Linked DNA regions of Homo sapiens: all the other regions are linked to region 1. The links are chromatin loops, found by intact Hi-C in ENCODE. Cell type or tissue: dorsolateral prefrontal cortex. All regions are shown on one strand. Links, peaks and the distances in the headings refer to the core of each region. The heading gives the core; the rest is flanking DNA.

Evidence for each region. Peaks named below come from ENCODE experiments on the same cell type or tissue, not always from the same donor. Only the 100,000 strongest peaks of a DNase experiment are listed, where the experiment ranks them.
Region 2: it touches region 1 in a loop (16-fold over the local background); 65 of 110 quality-filtered maps call a loop at or near these places.
Region 3: a loop joins it to region 1, with 3 times the contacts of the local background. A loop is called at or near these places in 46 of 110 quality-filtered maps.

Annotation. Positions count from the first base shown.
Region 1 is chr5:78,534,262-78,541,387 of GRCh38, forward strand. All of the region lies in intron 3 of LHFPL2 (LHFPL tetraspan subfamily member 2), which reads right to left. Among named protein-coding and RNA genes, the nearest start is that of LHFPL2, 110 kb to the right of the region's middle. In dorsolateral prefrontal cortex, for the core only: CTCF peaks have their summits at 3,722 (motif pointing right) and 3,927; a DNase peak (open chromatin) is centred at 3,772; H3K4me3 peaks cover 338 bases; H3K27ac peaks cover 4,486 bases.
Region 2 is chr5:78,961,278-78,968,403 of GRCh38, forward strand. It overlaps ARSB (arylsulfatase B), which reads right to left. Exons shown (of 8, transcript NM_000046.5): 3 at 3,139-3,329. Among named protein-coding and RNA genes, the nearest start is that of ARSB, 20 kb to the right of the region's middle. In dorsolateral prefrontal cortex, for the core only: a CTCF peak has its summit at 3,823 (motif pointing left); no DNase peak of the experiment used is centred there.
Region 3 is chr5:78,469,029-78,476,154 of GRCh38, forward strand. SCAMP1 (secretory carrier membrane protein 1) reads left to right here. Exons shown (of 9, transcript NM_004866.6): 9 at 6,476-7,126. The coding sequence ends at 6,640. Among named protein-coding and RNA genes, the nearest start is that of SCAMP1, 110 kb to the left of the region's middle. In dorsolateral prefrontal cortex, for the core only: a CTCF peak has its summit at 3,649 (motif pointing right); no DNase peak of the experiment used is centred there.

The DNA.
Region 1 (7,126 bases), core at 1,170-6,169:
AGTGTGCTCCACAGAGAGGACAGGAAGCACAGGCCTCCTGGGAATCACCATGACGCCGAGAGGGAGAAATGGCCGGGAGTCCAGGGAGCTGCTCTGCCTCCAGCCGTGTGTCCTCGAGCAGGCTGCACTGCTCTTCCAGGGCCGTAGCAGGCTCCCCCACAAAGGACAGGGCTGTGAGCAAGGGAGCGGCTGCAGGACCCTCACAGCACCCGTGTCTATGACTCCCCCATTCCGCGGCCTCCACCGCCCTCCCCAGCGCTGACTCACTCTGGTGCCTTGTGACTGCTGGGTTTTCTTTTCCTGACTCAAAGCAAAATAGGAACAGAACAGTGGAACTCCAGACGTAGGGCCCATCTTCCCTCCTTCCCATGTCACTGAAGCGGCTCCAGGTCCTTGAGGGAAGCAATGGCTTTAGCTTTGGCTTCCAGTCCGTCACCGAAGGCCCAGGGCCTTCTCAGCCCAAACAGGCAGTGTTTTGTCAGGAGGCCCCATCAACAGCAAATGGTGCCATGAAATCACAGCAAGCTCCTCCACTTCCAGCCACCTTGCCGTCCTGGCAAAACTCCCCGGACCTGCCAACATGTGTGGGAGCGGGTAGAGGCAGGGGCAAGGCCTGGGGAGAAACACTGCCAAAGTCACACGGCCGCCTCAACTTCAGCTTTGCAGATCTTAGAATATTATTTTTTGCCCTCTACTGTAAGTTGACGGCAAAAACTTAAAAGCTTTAATGGCATTTTGTCATAAGCTGAACAAGTTTGTTGGAATGTACGGAAAAAACCCAACGACTTCTTAGGAGGAGAGAAAGCCCATTTTCTAGTGTTCTAGAACTGGTTCCATTACATTTTCTTCCTCTGAATCCCACAAGAGGAAATGAGGCTTCATCTGAACCCCAAGCCACGCCACAGGGTCAGACATCAAGGAGTGGTGTCGCCAGAGCAGGCCATTTGCCGAGGGGCTGCACGGACAGTCCTGAACTGGCACTACGCTGAGCGCCCACGTAGGCAGGGTCCTGGCCTTCCACCCACCTCCTCCCTGAGCAAATCAGGGAGGACAGACACAGACACTGACAGACAGACCCCCCTCAGATTCCCCAGATCTGGAGCTGCCTCCCTTCCCATCTCACCCCCTGCTGCCTGCCTCATCTCTCAGTGCCTCCCAAAGGGAAGAGGGGATTGTCCACGATGGCTAGTGTGAGGGGAGGAATAAAGGAGAGCAAAGACGACCTAGGACCCCCTCTCCCACCAGAGCCACACAAAGCCAGAGCAGCCAGGGGACACTAAAGGGGCCAGGAGAGAGAAGGCCCCTCCCTCACCGTCAGCCCCCAGCGCTGTCTCCTCCCAAGCCTGCTCCACCTGCTAGCTCAGCTCCCACCCCAATGCTGATGCTGCAGTAGGTGGGTGAGGCTGAGACCCACTCCCCACCAAGCCTGTGGCTGGGGGCGCCTCTGGAGCTCCTATCTAGCCCCGACACTGCCGCATGGCTGTAGCTTCCTTACGGCAGGGGGAACACCTTGGGGAAGGGCAGGCTGTGGCTCCTCCCAGACCTGACCTCAACATTTCACATGACAACAGGTGCCGGACTCTGACACGAACTCATAACAATCTATAGGTTAGTATCAAAATCACAAGTGGGAGCCCCCCAGTCTCAGAGTTCTGAGCATCAGAATAACTGTTTATGCCCTACGGGGACCTAGGCATTCTCCATGGGGACATGGGAGTCACATGGCGTGTGGGACACCTGTGCAGAGGTATTCCTGGCCTTTCTTCTATGAAGACCACCAGTCACAGCTTCCATACCAAAGCTAACTAACGCTTATCAGGAGCCCATATCAAGAACAGGCCAATGCAAGAGAGTCTCAAAAAGGCCCCAGTGGCTGAACGTGATCCCATGGAGAGTGGGGGGATCAGAAACAGCTAATGGGATGCAGAACTCATTTCGGGGCTGGGGAGGGGAGGATGCCGTACCAAGTGGGGCTTGGCCGTGGCACTGTAAATGGCTGTTGCCCCTACTGTCCAGATGCAAGCAGTCGGCCGGGCGCCCAGAAAAAAGACCCATCCAGAGGAAAGCCCTCCAAGAAAATAGGCGAGTGTCACTTACTCTTTGCCTCTGGGATAAATCTCAACAACTCATAGAACCAACACAAGTTCTGGCCTTTTTCTCTCCCAAACATGGCCTTGTCTAATTTGTTCTCCAAGAGACCACAGAGCCCAGTAAGAACTCTGGCCTCTCAGGGAATGGTTTTATTCTTCCCCAAAGGGAAAAACTACCTACATCCTCATGAAAATTTTAAATGACCAAAATGATTTTTACCTCACAGTTTCCACATCTGGGCCATTCTTCTGCCCTTAGAATTCTCGTAAAGCCTATTCCATTATTTTAGGACAGTCTCAGTTATTCATCAGCTAGCTCAGGGCTGTGTTTTTCTGAATTAAGTCATTATGTCTATTATACAATGTTCAGATTCTACCCAGCCATATGCATTTTTACCAGTAAAATCACAATATACAACACTTGTAATCTTGTCCTTATATAAGTGCCACCACCACCATGCAGCAAAAACGTTATAGGATGACAATATGACAAGAAACAGCTGTCAAACACTGGCTTTTTTCCAGCTTCAGCCAAATTCAACAAAAATTGAGCAGGGTAACTTCCTTGTGTGTCCGCCTTCAGTCTTCCTTAAAGCCCTGAAGATCACAGAAGCGCTCCAGCCCCTTGCTCCTCTAAGTGTGCTCCCTGGACCAGCAGCGTTGGTGGCACCTAGGAGCTTGTGAGAACTGTGGAAGTTCAGACCCCAACCCAGACCCACTGAATCGGAATCTGCATTTCACATTCACAGGCACATTAAAGTTTAAGAAGCGCTGCTCTACGACTGTCCTCTTCCCACTCATTCCCTACACACATGCTCTGGCCCCAGATCTGAGATCCACCTCTGCTCCCTGGAGGCCACTGAAGCTTTCTCCGAGGGGCCCAGCTGCCATAGCAACATCACTCTGGCTGGCATTCCACCCACCTGGCTGCACCCTGGCCCCATCAGCTGCCTCCCTTGACCTGCCAAGGTGATGTTTGTCCCAGATGGTTAGAAATGTGCAAGGCTTCTTGCCCCCCAAAAATGGTTATTCGTGGGAAAAAAAAGATCTATTTTTAGGTGTCAATTGCCAGCCCATCCTGGCTCACCCAGTCTCTCTCCTCCCGCTTTGCCCAATTAGAAAGATTATATTGTTTCCTGGCATACAATTCCAAGGGCATTGGACACAGGCAAGGGACCTGGAGAAGAGATCCAAGAACAGCTCTTAGTGAATGGAAACAAGATGATTTCTGCTCAAAGCAATTTCCTCAGCACCCACTCTTTCCTCCCACACGGACCCCACGTTAAAGAGGCGCCAAGGCCACATGGAAGTAACAGAACACTAACATGTGCAAGACATATTTTTCACCCTCAAAATGTAACGGAAAGAAGGGAGAGCTAATCAGTTAACTCTCCCTTTATCCCACCCAAGTTGAAAGCTTGATATTCTAATCCCAACTTCCCAGATGATAGAGGTATACATCCAAGTTTATCTTAAGTGGAAGAGTGTGCATTAAAAGGATATAAAATGCGAAAGCTTCTCATCTAGCTCAAATTCTGACTTTTAGGGGAAACCTGGAAATGGCCATAAACGCATGATTTACCTATCTTGGGGCGCTACAGGGATGGGGAATGTGTGAGGCCATTTCCCTTTTCTTTGCTCACAGTAGATGGCACTACTTCATCACAGTACTTTCCCCCACTCAGCCTAGAGGCTGCCTTAGAATCTTCTCAATAGAGCCCCTAGTCCTGCGGCATCTCAGCCATCTGCAACTCCTGAATCAGGATCTATGTTTTAACAAGATCCCCAGGTGATTCACAGGCACACGAAAGCTTATGAAAGGCTGATGTGGGCTGCAGTCACCTGATGTAGATTGACAAAGTGAGACACACTTGCTGCTCCTAGTCTGTTATTCTGGGGGTTCCAACGTTCATGTCTCAATTTCTACTCCTACTTCTCCAAAGATTTCAAACTGAAGCCTTATATACAACAGGTGGCTCATTAAACATTTTTTTAAATTAATAGCAAACATTCAAAGATTGGAGAATAAATGTAAAATTGCCAGGTTCTTTGCTTTTCTAGGGGGAAAAATCTCAGTGCATCTATCAATACTGGGCCCACATGTCAACGTGACAACAGGTGATTAGAGGTAAGAAGTGGCTGCTCTGTTAGACACAACACAGTATTCTAGTTTGTCCCAGTCTCCAATACTTCATATTGCCTCACACCATCCTGTCTTACTCATTCCTGCTATCTACCTGAATGTGTGACTATACCACAGGAGAGACTACAGTTGTGTCCAAAATCAACAACAACAACACCTGCCCATGACACCATCACCTGCATCTGCTTATTCTTTCCACTGACTCTGAAGGTGAGAAGCCACACCTGCACGGGCACAGTTTCACTTTCTCCATATGATCCCTGTGTGGGGACAGGAGCACCCACAGTATAAGCTGCCCCTTCATATAGTCCCATTGTCTTTGAGATGCACAGGTTGCCTCAGGTCTGCAGCCACACACCACGTATCCTTTGTACTGTCCAGTGACCTAGCACCAACCACACACCAGAAAGCATAATCCTTAAGAGCATGAGCCATAGTCTGCAACCTACTTCAAATTCCTAGCTCTGCTCTCCAATGGCGACATAATGACCCTAGGCAAGGCACTTGACACCTGCTATGGTTTGAATGATGATTCCCACCAAAATTCATGCTGAAATCCCCCACAAAATGGTATTAAGAGGTGTGGCCTTTGGGAGGTAATTAAGTCATGAGAGTCCCACCCTCACGGATGGGATCAGCATCCTTCCAAAAGGGCTTGGGGTTGAAGGGAGTGCCTGTGTACCCTTCTGCCCTCGGCCACGTGAAGACACAACAGCAAGGTGCCATCTTGGAAGCGGATAGCAGCCCTCACCCGACACCACTGCTGGCACCTTGGTCTTGGACCTCCCAGACTCCAGAACTGTGAGAAATAAATGTCTGTTCTTTAAAATTACCCAGACTGAGGTATTTTTTTATAGCAGGAACTAAGTGAATTAAGTGAACGAAGTGAACCCCTCAAGACAACCCTTGAAGCCTGTTTCCTTATCTGTGAAGTCGGAGGTGGCACTTAGCTTACTATTTCACTGACTTACTCTGAGAAATAAAAGATGGTAAAGTGCTTAGCATACGGTATATCGTATGCACTCAGTTAAGGTGGTTACTGCTATTATTACACATGGTGCTCAACAGGTGTTTGTTAACTGACTTTTCCATCATCTCAGACTATCCCACCTTGTACTGAAACTGAGGACTTCCAAACCCCCCACACCATCACCCAGGGATGGGAATGAGGCTCTGCAGTCTGTGGGGTCTCCGGACAGGCTGCCCACATCAGCATCTGAGTTGGTGGGATGCAGTCCTAAAACCACATAGCCTGCTAAGCCACACTGGGCATTTTTCTTGCCCCACTAACAACTTCTACATGAACCAGGCAAGACTTTTGCTTTTTTTTTTTTTTTTTTAAGTTAGCATTTTCATTTGCTTCCCTTCAAAGTTATTAAGATATATTTTTAAATTCCATTCTGGCCACACAAATCTCTCCCTTCTCTGATCTCCCACTGTGCTTGGTTAGGACCACACAGTCGAGCATTTAATGTTCTCTCAATATTTCATATAGGCTGTATGAGTCTCTACAAGAATTCTAAATGGCCTCCAGAGGTGACTGGCAGAGTGTGTTACCAATGGAAGTTTTTAGAAGTGCACACACGTACACAATTTTTCTTTCAGGCAAAACAGACTTTTTTTGCACTAGCAAAGTGCTAAGCAATGTAATCAACAAAATACATACTATGCCCATCAATACCCACTGCCTGTACGCTAAGAGACATGTTTTATGTTAACTGAACTACGAAATGGAACTCTTCCAGTTTTCTTTGGTATAATAAATGAAAAAGGACTGAATTGGGTCACTGTCTTGTTTGTTTGTTTCCTTAAAAAGGGACTGGAGATGATGTCTGTCTGGGCTGCAGCATTTTATCTGCCAATGCTGCAAAACTGATGGAAAAAACATGATGTATCTTTCCAAAAACAATGGTTTCATGCAAGTTCCTCCTTTCGGTTCCAAAATATCAGTCACTGATTGCAACAGGCCTCAGATCCTGGCCTCAGCCATCCTTTTTAGGAACCACCATAGCCTCCCATTCATGGCCTTCAGAACACATAGGGCCACCAGCAGGAACTGGCAGAGAGGGGCCCCACACTGGTGATGGTAGGTCTCTGAGATGGGAGGCCGGAGAGATGCGTGGGAGAATTCCTGGCACCTGTGGTCCAAGGCATTTATTCAAGCATCCTGTCACTGCTGCCTCTCTGTAACCAGCTTTGACTTGTTGGAACAACTACCAATGTCACTGCATTAACCACAGCCCTGGACAACAGCTCCTCCTCCTTGGGGCAGACAATGGCTTATTGAAGCGGCTCTCTGGGGCTGGTTTGGAATGAGCTGCTTGTCTGAATGAAAACAGCCCTGCTGAGCAACCCCTAACTTGCTATGGGGACACGGGGGGTTTTCATCCCACATTCTTGGCCTTTAACAACCAGGAAGCCCCAATGTCTGTGACTTACCTGTGTCCTTCACGAGTGGACAATGCTGACCTCTAGCAGTGCCAAAAGGAATTATGGAAGCGTTTTAAGCACAGCCTGAGGTCTCCATGAGGGAAAATGGCATTAATATGAGCATTAAGAACAAAGGAACAGAAAATCCTTTACCTCCCACTTAGAAGATAACTTGTCCCTTAATTAACTGCTTGATGTATCACCATTGAGTCAGCAGCCCCACGTCCCCAGCCATCCATCACCGCCACTTCACCCCAGACTCTAAATCCTCCGCCTTGAAAGAAGTCTAAGAAGACCTCCACTAGCCCGAGTGAAGCTGGGGGAGGTAAGACATTTGGGCAACTAGAGGGAGGGGGCGAAGGTGGGGACAGCATCTTCTAAGTAGTCACTGACAGCAAAATAGGAACTCACTGACCAAGGCCCCATGGTCTTAGGAGTGTTTCCTCTGAAGTTTCCTGCCCAC
Region 2 (7,126 bases), core at 970-5,969, 430 kb after region 1:
GAATTGAAAATGTAAACATGTATTAGCTGTCTTAAACATTCTTGGGTTACAGCTTGACTATTGATTATTTCATTCACTTATGTCTATGACTGAAACTTTCCTTTGAAGATACTGGGAATGCTGGATACTGCTATAGCATGTTTCAGACACAATAGGAAAATGACCATCCTCTCATCTGGCAATTTCCAAACAGTTACCTACGAACAGCGGCTATGGTAATAACACTCCTTCCATGGCTAGCAAGCTTTTAGGGCCTCCTATTGTCCTCAGTTCCGTGTTTTCCCCACCACCCTAGTTAAGAGAGCCCACCCACAAAGATCTATTATTTCACTCCAGTTGCTTCCTCTTATCTGCTTAATGTTATGGAACCCTGTGAGGGAATATTCCATCGTTCTTCAGTAGGAATGAATTTGTATTGTGGGCAGATTACAGTTGTTGCACAGATTAAGGTATGGCAGATTGTGAACCTGTAATAGGTAGCTGGCTTCTGCTTGCCTCTCCATATTTGAGAGGAATGCCCTGAATGACCCATCCGAGAATGGCTGTCACTGCACCAGGTGTCAGTGATGACTGCACATTAGAATCACTGGTAGGAGCCCAGGAGGAGGAATAATGAAACACCAATGATTGGGTCCCACCTCAGACCAATGAATCACAATATTTGGCATCAGTATTTCTTATAAGTTTCCCAGATGATTCTAATATATGGTCAGGACTGAAATCATTAAGGTGAATCATGAGCTGGGACTCAGAATCTCTGGTCTTGGATATTAGCTGTGAACTAGGGAGGCTGATTAAGTACATGAGGTCTGGAGTCAGAGAGCATGAGTTTAAATTCTGATTCTGACTCTCAATAGCTCTGTGACCTTGAACAAGTTACTTAACTTCTCTAAGCCAGTTTGCTTATGTGTAAAATGGTGGCTCCCTCAAAGAATAATACACAGTTCTCTTAAGACTTTACCTTGTTAAGTGTTAAGGTGCATCCATAAAATGTCAAATATGTAGAAGAAAACTGAGGATTTAAGCCAATTACCTAGCAACTATTTTTCCAATTATCTGAATATTTGTTTAGATTTAAATTTAAAATCTGTGTATTTCCACATATTTGAGAGAATGTTCCCATTTCTTCGTGTTCCACAGAAAGCATGGTTGCTTCAAGATATCAGCATAGGAGAGTGATCGCCAAAAGTGGGACGCAGCTGAGGACAGACACCTCTATCTGTGTTTTCACTTCTACATGTGCTCGATTTTTTTTTTTTTTTTTTTTTGAGACGGAGTCTTGCTCTGTCGCCCAGGCTGGAGTGTAGTGGTGCGATCTCGGCTCACTGCAAGCTCCGCCTCCCGGGTTCACGCCATTCTCCTGCCTCAACCTCCAGAGTAGCTGGACTACAGGCACCCACCACTGCACCCGGCTAATTTTTTTTGTATTTTTAGTAGAGACGGGGTTTCTATTATTTTTTAATGAATGTCAGGAGTTGTATAACATTTGATAGTGTAAATATAATTTGAAGTTCGAGGTAAAGTTGTCTTCTGAAAGATTTTACCTTAGCTTGTGGAAGTCAAATAAGGATGCCAGCAATCTGGCATTTAACTCATTCAGGGAAGATTTCCAATACTGAGTTCAAACAGGCAGAAACTGGAAGGGGAACCAGCAGCCACATACCAAGTCCAAACAGGTATGTAAACCAGAATCCACACGGTGATCTTCTTATAGTTTAGATATTTGACCCTCCTCCAAACCTCATGTTTAAATTTGATCCCCAGTGGGAGCCTAATGGCAGCTGTCTGGGTCATGGAGGTGGATCCCTCACGAATGGCTTCATGCCATCTTTGCAGTTATAAGTTCTCACTGTATTAGTTCCTGAGAGGGCTGGTTGTTAGAAAGAGCCTGGCATCTCTCTCTCTCTCCTCTCCTGCCATGTGATCTGCACACGCCAGCTCAACTTCACCTTCCATTATGACTGGAAGCTTCCTGAAGCCCTTACCCAGAAGCAAATGCTGGTGCCATGCTTCTTGTAGAGTCTGCAGCACCACGAGCCAAATAAACCTCTTTTCTTTATAAATTACCCAGCCTCAGCTATTCCTTTATAGCAACACAAACAGACTAAGACAGACCTGCACCAAGGACCTTCAGGCATTGTCAAAGAGGCAAAGTGCAGGAAATTGGAAGAACCAGGGAGCACTGCATATTCTATAATTTGTTGTGTCAGGGTCCCACTGAAGTATTATTTTTATGGGTGTTCTTAATGAAGCCATATTTTGAGCCCAGTGTCTGACAATACAAATATTTGTTCCCATTTCAAAAGCATTTATAAGCTAAATCCAGAGAACTTAGCTTAAACTTTACCTCATGAAGTTAACTCTAGGTTAACAAAATAATCATAATAATAAGATTATTCATGTGTTACACAAAAGCATCAGTATAGTAAATGTGAAAAATAAGCTCATTGGTATACCAGGTATATGGATTAGAAGACCCAATATTGTTAAGACATCCATTCTCCCCAAGTTGTTCTATAGTTTCAAATATAAATCCAAGCAGACACTTTGGGCAGGGGGGAGCTGGCATATAGAAATTGACTAGATGATTCTAAAATTAACATGGAAATGCAAAAGATCTAGAATAGCAAAATATTCTTGTAGGGAGGAAGTACAAGGTTAGAGGAACTGCCCTGATCCCAAAATTTATGGATCCCTTAACCAAAAGTTTGTCATAATAAAGCCTCACCTTACACCTAAGCCAATCATTTTTTAAGTCATTTTATTAATTACTCACAGCACATGCACGTAATATACCAAAATTTTTAAACTATATTTCTATTGAAATACTACCAACATAGTATTCCTCAAAGTGTGATCTGGGGACCACTCTTAAGAATCACCTTTTAAGAGTTTCTCTAAAATGCTGATGTACGGATTTCTCCCACGCCTAATAAATCACACCCTAGAGGTGGGCTCCAGGAATCTTCCTTTTTAACAAGCTTCCCAGGCTGATTCTGGGATACTGTATAATTTGAAAAGGACTTCCCTAGAATTTATTAGATTTTTCCCTAAACAACAATGGCCTTTTCCTACATTTGTCTGAAAAGACATTAGTGTAACAAGATTTTGCTATCAGTAAATAGAAGCAAAACTTACCTTCTCTGGTGGATGGTTAGTTATGAGGGCTATAGCCCTTTTGGTGAATATGTTTGTTGAATACATATTTTTATATCCTGTTGCAACTTCTTCGCCATCTCGAAAATCAAGAGCACATCGTGTGACATTCAGAGCGTCAATTAATGTACAGCGTTCATGGGAATAATAATCTTCACTACCCAGGAGATATCCTGCAAGAATGGAAGACGAAAATAGTCAGCATAGCATAAAACTTGTTAAACAAACTAATGTTTCAGCATTTAATTGCCTAATGCAATTGATTACCCGTGACGAGGCTAATCAAATGACAAGGCTAATCAGCACCATTTCTCAACATGTCTATATCTGGTGGCAGAAGGCATTAAAACATTACTGCATAAAAACTCAAATCTATTCCTCATTCGCCTTTAGAATATAGGCGCTATCATGTAACACTAACAGTTTTTTTTTTTATCAGAGTTGAAACTCAGTAAGGGTGATAAAATCTCAATCCTTCAAAGCTATATAATGGTAAAAATAATGTACAGTTAATGTGACTTGTTACAGGTTTTTACTCTAAGGTGATCACATAAATGAGTGCAGGATTCAAACAATGTTTGTTGTTACTGATGTTGCGAGACTGGCTTCAAGGTTATTTACAGAAGTGGTTCTAGGAAGAGTCATCTTTAGTCAGATGCTGACACCCACTGGTGAAAGATACAAACCTTTCCTAATAGAGGATCTCTAGACATAACAGAGCCAACAGATCAAACTAAAGTGAGCACTGAAATAAGACTTTTCTACCTAAAATGATCTCAATTTCACCCCAGATTTAAATGGCATCAACGGCCTATCCCATAATTTAGACTTCACATGGAAGAAAATGGGTTTTCTCAAATATAGTTGTTTCTGCAAATGTTCCATCTTTTCTATATTTTAAAATATTATATTTCTATATTTTAAAGTATTAAAATAAGCTGTGCTACGTATGATTCCACTTGTATTAAATGCCCACAACATGTAAATCTATAGAGACAGAAAATAGATTAGTGGCTGCCTAGGGCTGGAGGGACTAGGGGGAAATGGGGAGTGATTGCTGAGGTGGATGAGTTTCTTTTTTGGGGATGATAAAAATGTTCTACAATTGGATTGCCATGATAGTGGCACAACCTTCTGAATTTATTAAAAATCATTGAATTGTACACTTTAATTGGGTGAATTGTATGATATGTGAATTATACTTTGATAAAGTTATTAAAAAGAAATATTTGCTAGACTCTTAGCTATCTCCTGACATATACTGCTTATTAACCTTAAAATGAGGATGATAAAATTGACCTAGCTCTTTCTTCAGTCCTGAACTTTCCCTATAATGAAAATTAAGAGCTTTACATAGTTTATATAATAAATCAATTCATTTTAAATTAAATTCTCCTTTTCTATGACTCAATAAATTCAAGATCTTGAATACAATTAATACTTTGGTCTTAAAATAACTTTTATATGGCAATCTTTTCTCCTATGTATATAATGGAAAACGAAATACAAAGTACTTGTTAATTAATGTGTAACAGAGAAAGAAATGTATCCATAAAAATAATTTCAGCCCTTACATGGGTGATTAGAATGTCAGAACACTGGAGGTCTATTTAAGGTTTTTAATAACTACTGGGCATTAAAGCTTGAGGAAATCACTTCAGGTTCTTTAACTGTTAAGTGTGAGCTGCTTTCTATCAGTTAGCAGAATATAGGACAGATACACTTCATTAGCAAAGGCATGAACTACAAATATTTAAAAGATAATACAGATAGGAGAATTCCAGAAATAAAACTATTCACATACTTGGCAAAACTAATACCAAGCAACCATGTGACAATCACATGAAGCTTTTCTTCATAATAATGATTCACAAATTTGAACTTCAATACTGAGCCTAAAGATGATGGCAGCCTATGCTTTTGGGGGAAAAAAATAGAAAATGCTTCTTGAACAACCAAATCTTCTCTGATGCTTTATGTACCAGCTGCATTGAGATATAATTCACATACCACACAAGTCACTCATTTAAAGTGTAAAAGACATTGGTTTCTAGTGTATTCACAGGCTTGTGCAACTATCCCACCATCACCTGATTTTTAGCAAAAGAGCTGAGATGTAACAGTGAGAAGAGCTGTGTGGTCATCATAACCTTCTTGGCTGCAAGTCTCCCTTCAAATGAATTTGGGGTGTGTGTTCATCTAAATCCAGGTTAGGCTTCTTAATTCTCATAAAAGGATATCATTTCTACCTTCTGTCCAGCTGAATTTTTAAGTACCTAACTTGGTTTTAATAAACAATTCAAAATATCTACAGCCCATCCTCTTCCCAGAGTATAGATATTGACTCATCTTTTAGCAAAGGCCTGATTGAAAAATTTCTAAGGATGTACAGGCTGTTTGCTCCTCTAGAATTTCCAAGATGACAAAGTGATCTTACATCAAGTCTAATTTTAACAGCTATTTGAGGTACTGAGAATACATCCGGGTCCATTTAAAAAAAAAAAAAAAAAAGCTAAGATTGAGTAGTGAGGTCTGCTGGTGGACCTGGATGAGAGTGGGGCACACACACCCTCCTGTCTGACATCCTTGCATCTTGATTTTAACCCTGAATCCAATGAGGCATTACAGAGCCATGTGCTTCAGCTGCATTGTTTTGGCCCCCATATAATTACTTTTACTGAATTGCACTTTGGTGCTCTGGCCCTAGCTTGAACAGAAGAAAATACCTCAAAACATCTACAAGAAAACCACCTAACGTATTATTAAAATGACATTTTTAAAGATGTTGTCCACCTTACCTTCTCCTTCTCCCAAAGGAGAAATTTCTGTCAGGCCTAAGAGCCAGAAAATGCTTTTGCTTTTCCTGAACATCTGGTTTCCATTTATCTTGTAAATAATGTAACTCTTATAGTCTTTTCCTTTCTTTCTCCCTCTTCGGACAAATAAATTTCAAATCTCAGGCTGGGCGCGGTGGCTCACACCTGTAATCCCAGCACTTTGGGAGGCCAAGATGGGTGGGTCACGAGGTCAGGAGTTCGAGACCAGCCTGACCAACATGGTGAAACCCTATCTCTACTAAAAATATAAAAATTAGCTGAGCGTGGTGGCACACACCTATAATCCCAGCTACTCAGGAGGCTGAGGCAGGAGAACTGCTTGAACCCGGGAGGCGGAGGTTGCAGTGAGCCGAGATCATGACACAGCACTCCAGCCTGGGCAACAGAGCGAGACTCCGTATATAAAAAAAAAAAAAAAAGAAATTTCAAATATCAGAGATGAATATGAAGACAGCCTAGAGCCATGCAACTTTTCTGTAATTTGATGCCATTAACCTATTCCATCTTTTTCTACTCATCCTGATTATTTAATCCTGTTTAAACTTTCTATGTTCAATATGTGTTCCTTTTTGGCTACGGAGGGTTGTAAATAAATAAATGAACAGATGGGAGGTAGGTAGGTAGCTAAATAGCTAAACAGATAGCTCACTATAAAAAGAACTTGAAAGAAAGATATATAGCTACTGGCAAGATACACAGGTTATTAATTCAGGCACAGGTTATTACAGGTTTAAAGAGGGCATATTTTAAAACAAACTCTAGGTTTCACATTTAGTTTCATAGGGCTATCAAGTTTATAAAATACTTATTATTATTTCTTATTATCCTTCTTATTACCATTTATTTGGCCTCCTCATTTTCCTTTGTTTTTTAAAACCTATCTTCCCCAACTTTGTGATTGCAAAAACAGATTTCACAGGTGGAAGAATGCCAATGGAAGAGTCTTCCCCCACCCCCTTCAAAAAAAAAGGAAAAATTGTGAATACATTCCACAGGGAGAAAAAAACACACCAAACCTTTGTGAAGGAAATATTCATTTTTTATTTTATTATTATTATTATTATTATTATTATTATTATTATTATTATTATTTTTGAGACAGAGTCTTGCTCTGTTGCCCAGGCTAGAGTGCA
Region 3 (7,126 bases), core at 936-5,935, 65 kb before region 1:
TTTTACATCCCATGAATACTGTATTTTCTATGTGAGTTTGGTTGGAAAAAAATCACATATTATAAGTGGACCTGCCCAGTTCAAGGATTATCATCTATACTTTCTTGAAAATATTGTTATCATTCACCTCTCCCCCTTGTCTCTTCCACTTTGTAACTTTATTTATGACCTAGGATAGAAAGCTGATAATTCCACTGTACTATTTTTCTATAGTCACAAATAGGCATGCTACTTCTCTCTCAGAACCATTCAGCACTGTCGTCTTTGCTGACTAGGAATCAATTCTGGATGGTTCACATTGTCTATTAAAATAGTCATCCAGTTACTTGTCACCTTCTTCTAAGGGACACAGATAGAGTAATACTTTTGAATTCCTAGAAAAAAATGGCACTCTTGAGCAGATTGTTTATATTCTGTCCTCGGCTGATACTCTTAGTATATTCACCAAAAAAAAAAAAACTTTACCCCCAATTTTAATTTTGTTACCTTTTTCAATAAGTACTAAGCTAGCTACTTAATAGATCCCAAATCTAGGTTACTATAACTAAATTATTATTATCTTAGGCATCTTCAAATTTGGTAGATTTCGTAGATTGGTGAGTATTTATAATGCTGTTCATGTGGCACTTTCATCTAAGTCATCTTTATATGCATATTTTTATCAGCTTTATTGAAATATAATTCACATACAATTCACCCATTTAAAATATACGGTTTAGACTGTGCATGGTGGTTCACACCTGTAATTCTAGCACTTTGGGAGGGTTTGGGGGGCCGAGGCAAGAAGATGACTTGAGGCGAGGAGTTTGAGATCAGCCTGGGCAACATAATGAGACTACCCTCCAACCCCTTACAAGACATTAAAAAAAAAAAAAAAAAAAAAACAAAAAAAAAAAAAAAAAAACAACAACACAGCCCAGGCATGGTGGTGTGAGTTTATTGTCCTAGCTGTTGGAGAGACTGAGGTGGGAGGATCACTTGAACCCAGGAGTTTGAGGCTGCAGTGAGCTATGATTGCATACCACTACACTCCAGCCTGGGCTACTGAGTGAGACCTTGTCTCTAAAAAATACAAAATAATTTAAAAAAACCTAAAGTATACAATTTAATGGCTTTTGGTGTATTGTATTTGTTTTAATTGTGGCAAAATATGTATAACATAAACTTTGACATTTTAATTACATTTAGGTATACAATTCAGTGGCATCAATTACATTCACAGTGTTGTACAACCATTACTAATGTCTATTTCCAGAACTTTGCATCACCCCAAACAGAAACTCTAATCATTAAGCAATAATTTTATTCCTCCCTATTCTCAGCCTCTGGCAGCCTCTAATTTGCTATGAATTGCCTATTTTAGATATTTCATATAAATGGAGTTATACAATATTTTCCTTTTGTACTTGGCTTCTTTCATTACCATAATGTTTTCAAGGTTCATCCGTGTTGCAGCATGTATCAGAAATGCATTCATTTTTAAGACTGAATAATATTCCATTGTATCTGTATACTACATTGTTTATCTGTTGATGGGCATTTGAGATTTTCCCACCTTTTGGCTATTGTGAATAGTGCTGCCGTGAACATTGGTGTACAGTTATCTGTTTGAGTCTTTGCTTTTACCTCTCTTGTGTACATATATACCCAATGTGGAATTCCTATGTAGTCTTATAGTAATTCTATGTTTAGGTTTTTGAGGCACCTCCAAACTCTTTTCTGGAAGGACTGTATCATTTTACATTCCCACCAGCACTTTCTCTACATCCTTGCCAACACTTGTGATTTTCCGTTTTTCTCATTCCAGCCATCCTAGCAGGTGTGAAGTAGTTGTATACTTTAAAAACATTTAACCTCTGAGGTGACTGCAAACTAAGCATTTTACTTTGTAACACAGGTATAGTCTCCTTAAGCCATATTGCACTTATTTGGTACCTTCTAAAAATTATTATTAATGAGGACAATTTTGGAACATTTAATCCTCAGCAGGTAGTAATAATAATTATTCAGTGGCTTCTACTGCAGATTACTAAGCTGTGTCTTTTAGGGGGTGTAACAATGAGTAGAATTAGTTCTTGCCCTTAGGCAAGTAAAAGCATGTAGGATATAATACAAAATGGACAGAAACCCTGTAAAAGAAAAAGTACATACATGCTCCCCAAAATGTACAAAGGATTGGCGGTACTCTCAATAGGGAAAGCCATAGCTAGTTCAGGCACAAAATGGCAGACAGAGCATTATTTGAGATAGTGCTTAAAGGGTGCGTGAGATTTCGACATGGTGAAACTAGACTGGCAATTCAAGGGGTTACAAAAGGGATATCTGACCCATCTGTGGGCAGGAGGGTTCATAGAGGGTTTCCAGAAATTTCAAACTGAAAATATTAGGCTTAGACGTCCATACTTTTTTAAAAACTCAAAACAAGAATTTAAAAAATATATTTAAAAAACTCATTTGTTTTTATTTTCCCAGCTTTTATAAAAGTTGAAATAATTTTGGCATGACAGGGATCTTAATAAAAGCACAGTTTCTTGAAATGGTATTCTATATGTTTTAATGAAGACATATGTTTGGGTTATTTAAATAAAGTGCCATTATTCTTTACTTCCCACACGATACAGTTTTTCTGTGTCATATACCACCACAGCATGTATTGTCTCTGAAGCTGCATTAAGGAGGCAGGACTCCTTTATGGAGCCGCATCTACATTTTGGCTGTGACACTTCGGCAGATACTTAAAAATTAATTTAACTTATGTTAGTGTAACTCATTTATATACATTCTGATTTGATCTTTAGGAAAACTCAGAGGAGCAGATAGTGTAACAAATATTCTTTTTTTATGGGAAGCAGACTTGAAGTTTTGAGTGGTGGCCAGCCAGCTAGAAAGTAGTGGAATTAGTATATACCAAATTTAATGCCTTTTCTGTGATTTTCCTAGAACTAAATATTATTTTAGGAGTAATGCAGTTCTCATAAGTAGAAAAGATAGTATTTAAGTTGTTTAATTTTTTTTTTGAATTCTCTAGGCTATTCTGCATTTATGGAATTTTCCACTAGGTAATATGCATTCAGGTCACATACACAGTGAGATTTTCTAAAGTGACAGTACAGATAAAAAGGCTGTGCAACTTGGTGATAATTGTGCTCCATTTAAGCAACCATCAACTGGTGCATTTTTTTAAAGATAAATTAGATTTTATCAAAATTGAAATATTTTTTCTTTTTGATACTTTATGTTCTGGGATACATGTGCAGAACATGCAGGTTTGTTATGGGTATACATGTGCCATGGTGGTTTGCTGCACCCATCAACCCATTATCTACATTAGGTATTTCTCCTAACGCTATGCCTCCCCTTGCCCCCCACCCCCAAGTTGTGTAATTTTTTAAAAAAAATTATAGTACTTGGTGTCAAAACCTTGTCCCTGATATCAGCAGTATGAATTATTAATAGATACCATCTGAAACCCTGGAGGGAAGTAATAAGCTTTTAAAGATGTTCATCCTGATGATTAGCCTGTCATCTTTCATGGGGCCCTGAAATCAAGAATCCACCCTTTTTCACATGGATATAATGGATTTAATACAGTATTTAGCATTATGCACTGTATATATATGTGGTCTTTTCCCTCTAGGTGGCTCTCTGGGTCTATATAGATACAAACTATTGAGAAATGTGGCTATTCCTACCTTTATTTTGCTTCTGTGTTCTGTGGGACTGTGAATTACATTTTAGTAAACTGTGAAGCCCATGAACACATAGTATCAGCTGCTCAATTTAGTGCAAGTTTGAAAAAGGAAATAATAAAGCAAATAAGAATTAACATTTATTTATTACATGCTCACAAACTTGGGGGAAGAGGGGAAGAGACAGACAAGTGAATCCAATTGCATTGCTCTGGTTTGGTCTAGTAAGTAAAGAAGGTTGATAAGATTTCTATAATACACTTCATTTTCTAGGATCCAGTCATTTGTACTCACTTTGAGATAAGTGTCTGGAACATAGGAGTAGTGATTTATCTATATCTTTAATTTTCCATAGAAAACTTGGTTTTAAAAGGGAATAAAAATAATTACTTTTATACTTAATGATAGTGCTAAGGTACTAGGGGAAAGGAATCTTTGGATTTACCAGTATATGTATTTGTCAGTGCTCTTTTTCTTCCTGACCATTTGACACTTTGATCTGTAGTAATATGGCGTTTGCTTTTACCACTGTATCAGAAGCACTCAGGGCTGTGTGGGTTATTTTTGTCTTGTACCGTGATAGATTTTCATGCATTAACTTGCTTTCTTGATAGTTTTTCTGACAGCTTTTCATGTGTTAACATGCTTTCTTCTCTTGGCATCAGTGAGAAGTATCTGTATCTGGTTCTTCCCTTTCCTCTCCCAGTCATTCTTTCTTCTTGTGGATGCCTCTTAAATAGTGTCTTTTTAAAACAATTTCAAGTTTTATTTTAGATTCAGGGGATACATGTGCAGGTTTGTTACAAGGGTATATTATGTGATACTGAGGTTTGGGGGACAGTTGAGCCTGTCATCCAGGTAGTGAGCATAGTACCCAATTGGTAGTTTTTCAACTCTTCTCCCCCTCCCACCTTCCCCTATCTTTTAAGTCCCCAATATCTATCGTTGCCATCTTTATGTCCATGTATACCCAATGTTTAGCTCCCACTTAAAAGTGAGAACATGTGATATTTGGTTTTCTGTTTCTGCATTAATTAGGTTATATACTTGATTTTATTCTCTTTCTACTCTGGGTTCTCCATAGACAGTTTCATAAATGCCAAGGTTTCAGCTATCATTTATATGTTGTTTTAGTCCCTTTGGGCTGCTATAACAAAAATACCATAGATTGGGTAGCTTAAACAACAGATAATGATTTCTCATAGTTCTAGAGGCTGAGAAGTCCAAGATAAGAAAGACACTGACAAATTCAGTATCTCAGGGGGGCCAACTTCCTGGTTCATAGACAGTTTCTGTGTCCTTTTGTGATGGAAGGTTGTCAGAGAGATCTCTGGAGTCTCTTTAAAAAAAAAAAAAAGTTCTTTTTGGAGACGTATATTGCCCAGGTTGGAGTGGAAGGCTGGGACCATAGGTGTGTGCCACCACACTGGGCCTTGGGGGTCTCTTTTATAAGGGCATTTATTCCATTAATGCAAGCTTCACCTTCATGGCAAAATCACCCCCGAAAAGGCCTGCCTGCTAATACCATCATATTGGTGGTTGGGATTTTAACATAAGAATTTTGGGGGGAACACAAACATTCAGTCCATAACATATGCCGTTGGTTTCCAAGTCCATGTCTTTAGCCCATTCCTCTCCCAAGCTTTGAACCAAACCTTTACCTGCCTGCTGTGGCAGGCCTAGAGTAGGTTGTCAGTAGAGTTGGAATGAATGAACAAATGTTTAGAACTTATCATCTGCCTTCTCCCCAAACCAGCCTATCCTCTCTTTTCTCTGTCTTCTTGAAACTACTTTCCCAAATGCAAGCTTGCTTTGAGAATCTTTGACTCATTCTTTTTCTTACCTCACAGTTACCAGTTCCTATCCAGGTTTGGAAAAAATACTGACTTGGATGCATTGGCCCTTCCCTAAGCCTGCTTTGATTGCATTCCAGTCAAGCTTCTAATTTAGATCCAGTCACAGTGCAGTGTAATTACCAGTATCTTTCTGTCCCCACTCTGCGAAGTTTGTGGGCATATAATTAATAAATGTTTGTTATTTCCTTCTTCAAATTTGTGTTAAAATAAGTGGCTGATGTTATGTATTGATGGACTCATAGTTTAATTATGCAGGTTTTAAGACATATACTGATAGAAAATTTTTGAACCCTACTCCTGAAAATAAATTCCAAGATTTGAGTGATTAATCAGTATGGAGAAACAATTCCCAGAAGTGTTTCTTTGTGCATTCTTTAGGACTTGACCATACACAAAAAGTTAAATTGTATACAGAGTGCATAGCGGCAATATGTTGAAGGACATAAGTAGTGCTTGGTACATTAAATGATAAAATGATCTCATTTGATTATAACAGGGCCTGTGGTGTATATGTAGATAAAATGGAAATAGATAAGGTACTGTTCTCTCTGAATAGTCTGGGGTAATAAATTAATGTATTGTTTCTTGTTATTATGTTTAAACCATTTCATTGTAATGCTGTAATAATTTCACTTGACTAATTGGGTGCAGAGGAAAATACAACTTTTTGAAGTTGGCTAAGAAGTTCTTTATTTTTGGTTTAAATTAGCATAATTATCTCTTCTGCTTGGAGAAGAAAAGGAAAACCTATATTAAGAAAATGTTTAAATACAATTATTGTGTGTCAGTTTGGTGGCTAATATTCTTGATCTTAGGAATCATGACTACAATCTAGTATTTTTATGTTTGATTAATGTTGAGATTAAGAGCTGCTGGAAATGAATGCGTAGGTTGCTACTTACCTTCTCCCACTTTTTTGTGCCTCTGTAGGTACATGGACTATATCGCACAACAGGTGCTAGTTTTGAGAAGGCCCAACAGGAGTTTGCAACAGGTGTGATGTCCAACAAAACTGTCCAGACCGCAGCTGCAAATGCAGCTTCAACTGCAGCATCTAGTGCAGCTCAGAATGCTTTCAAGGGTAACCAGATTTAAGAATCTTCAAACAATACACTGTTACCTTTTGACTGTACCTTTTTCTCCAGTTACTGTATTCTACAAATATTTTTATGTTCAAAACACACAGTACAGACAGCATGGATATTTCCTGTTCACTTGTGCATGGGCTAAAACCAGGAAAACTTCCTTGTCTTATTACTTTACCTAATAGTTTCTTAATATTTCAGTGCCCCTTGCAGAAAAAATATTACATGCTAAATAAATATTCTCCATATTTTTGGGGGATGACATTCAGTGAATTATTTCAGTGGTGACCCACTGAAAATTAATAATGGTACTTATGATTAAAAACGCATTTAATACTAACTGCAGTAGTTCTTTCAAGAATCTTTAGAGATAAGGATTGCACATTGGAAAAGTAAACCATGTTTCATTCCTTTTTCCCTATTTATATTGAAAGAAATAGGCCAGCAGAGACTTAGGGATTTTAAATTGGCTTGCTTTTTAGCTGTTTCAGTCACC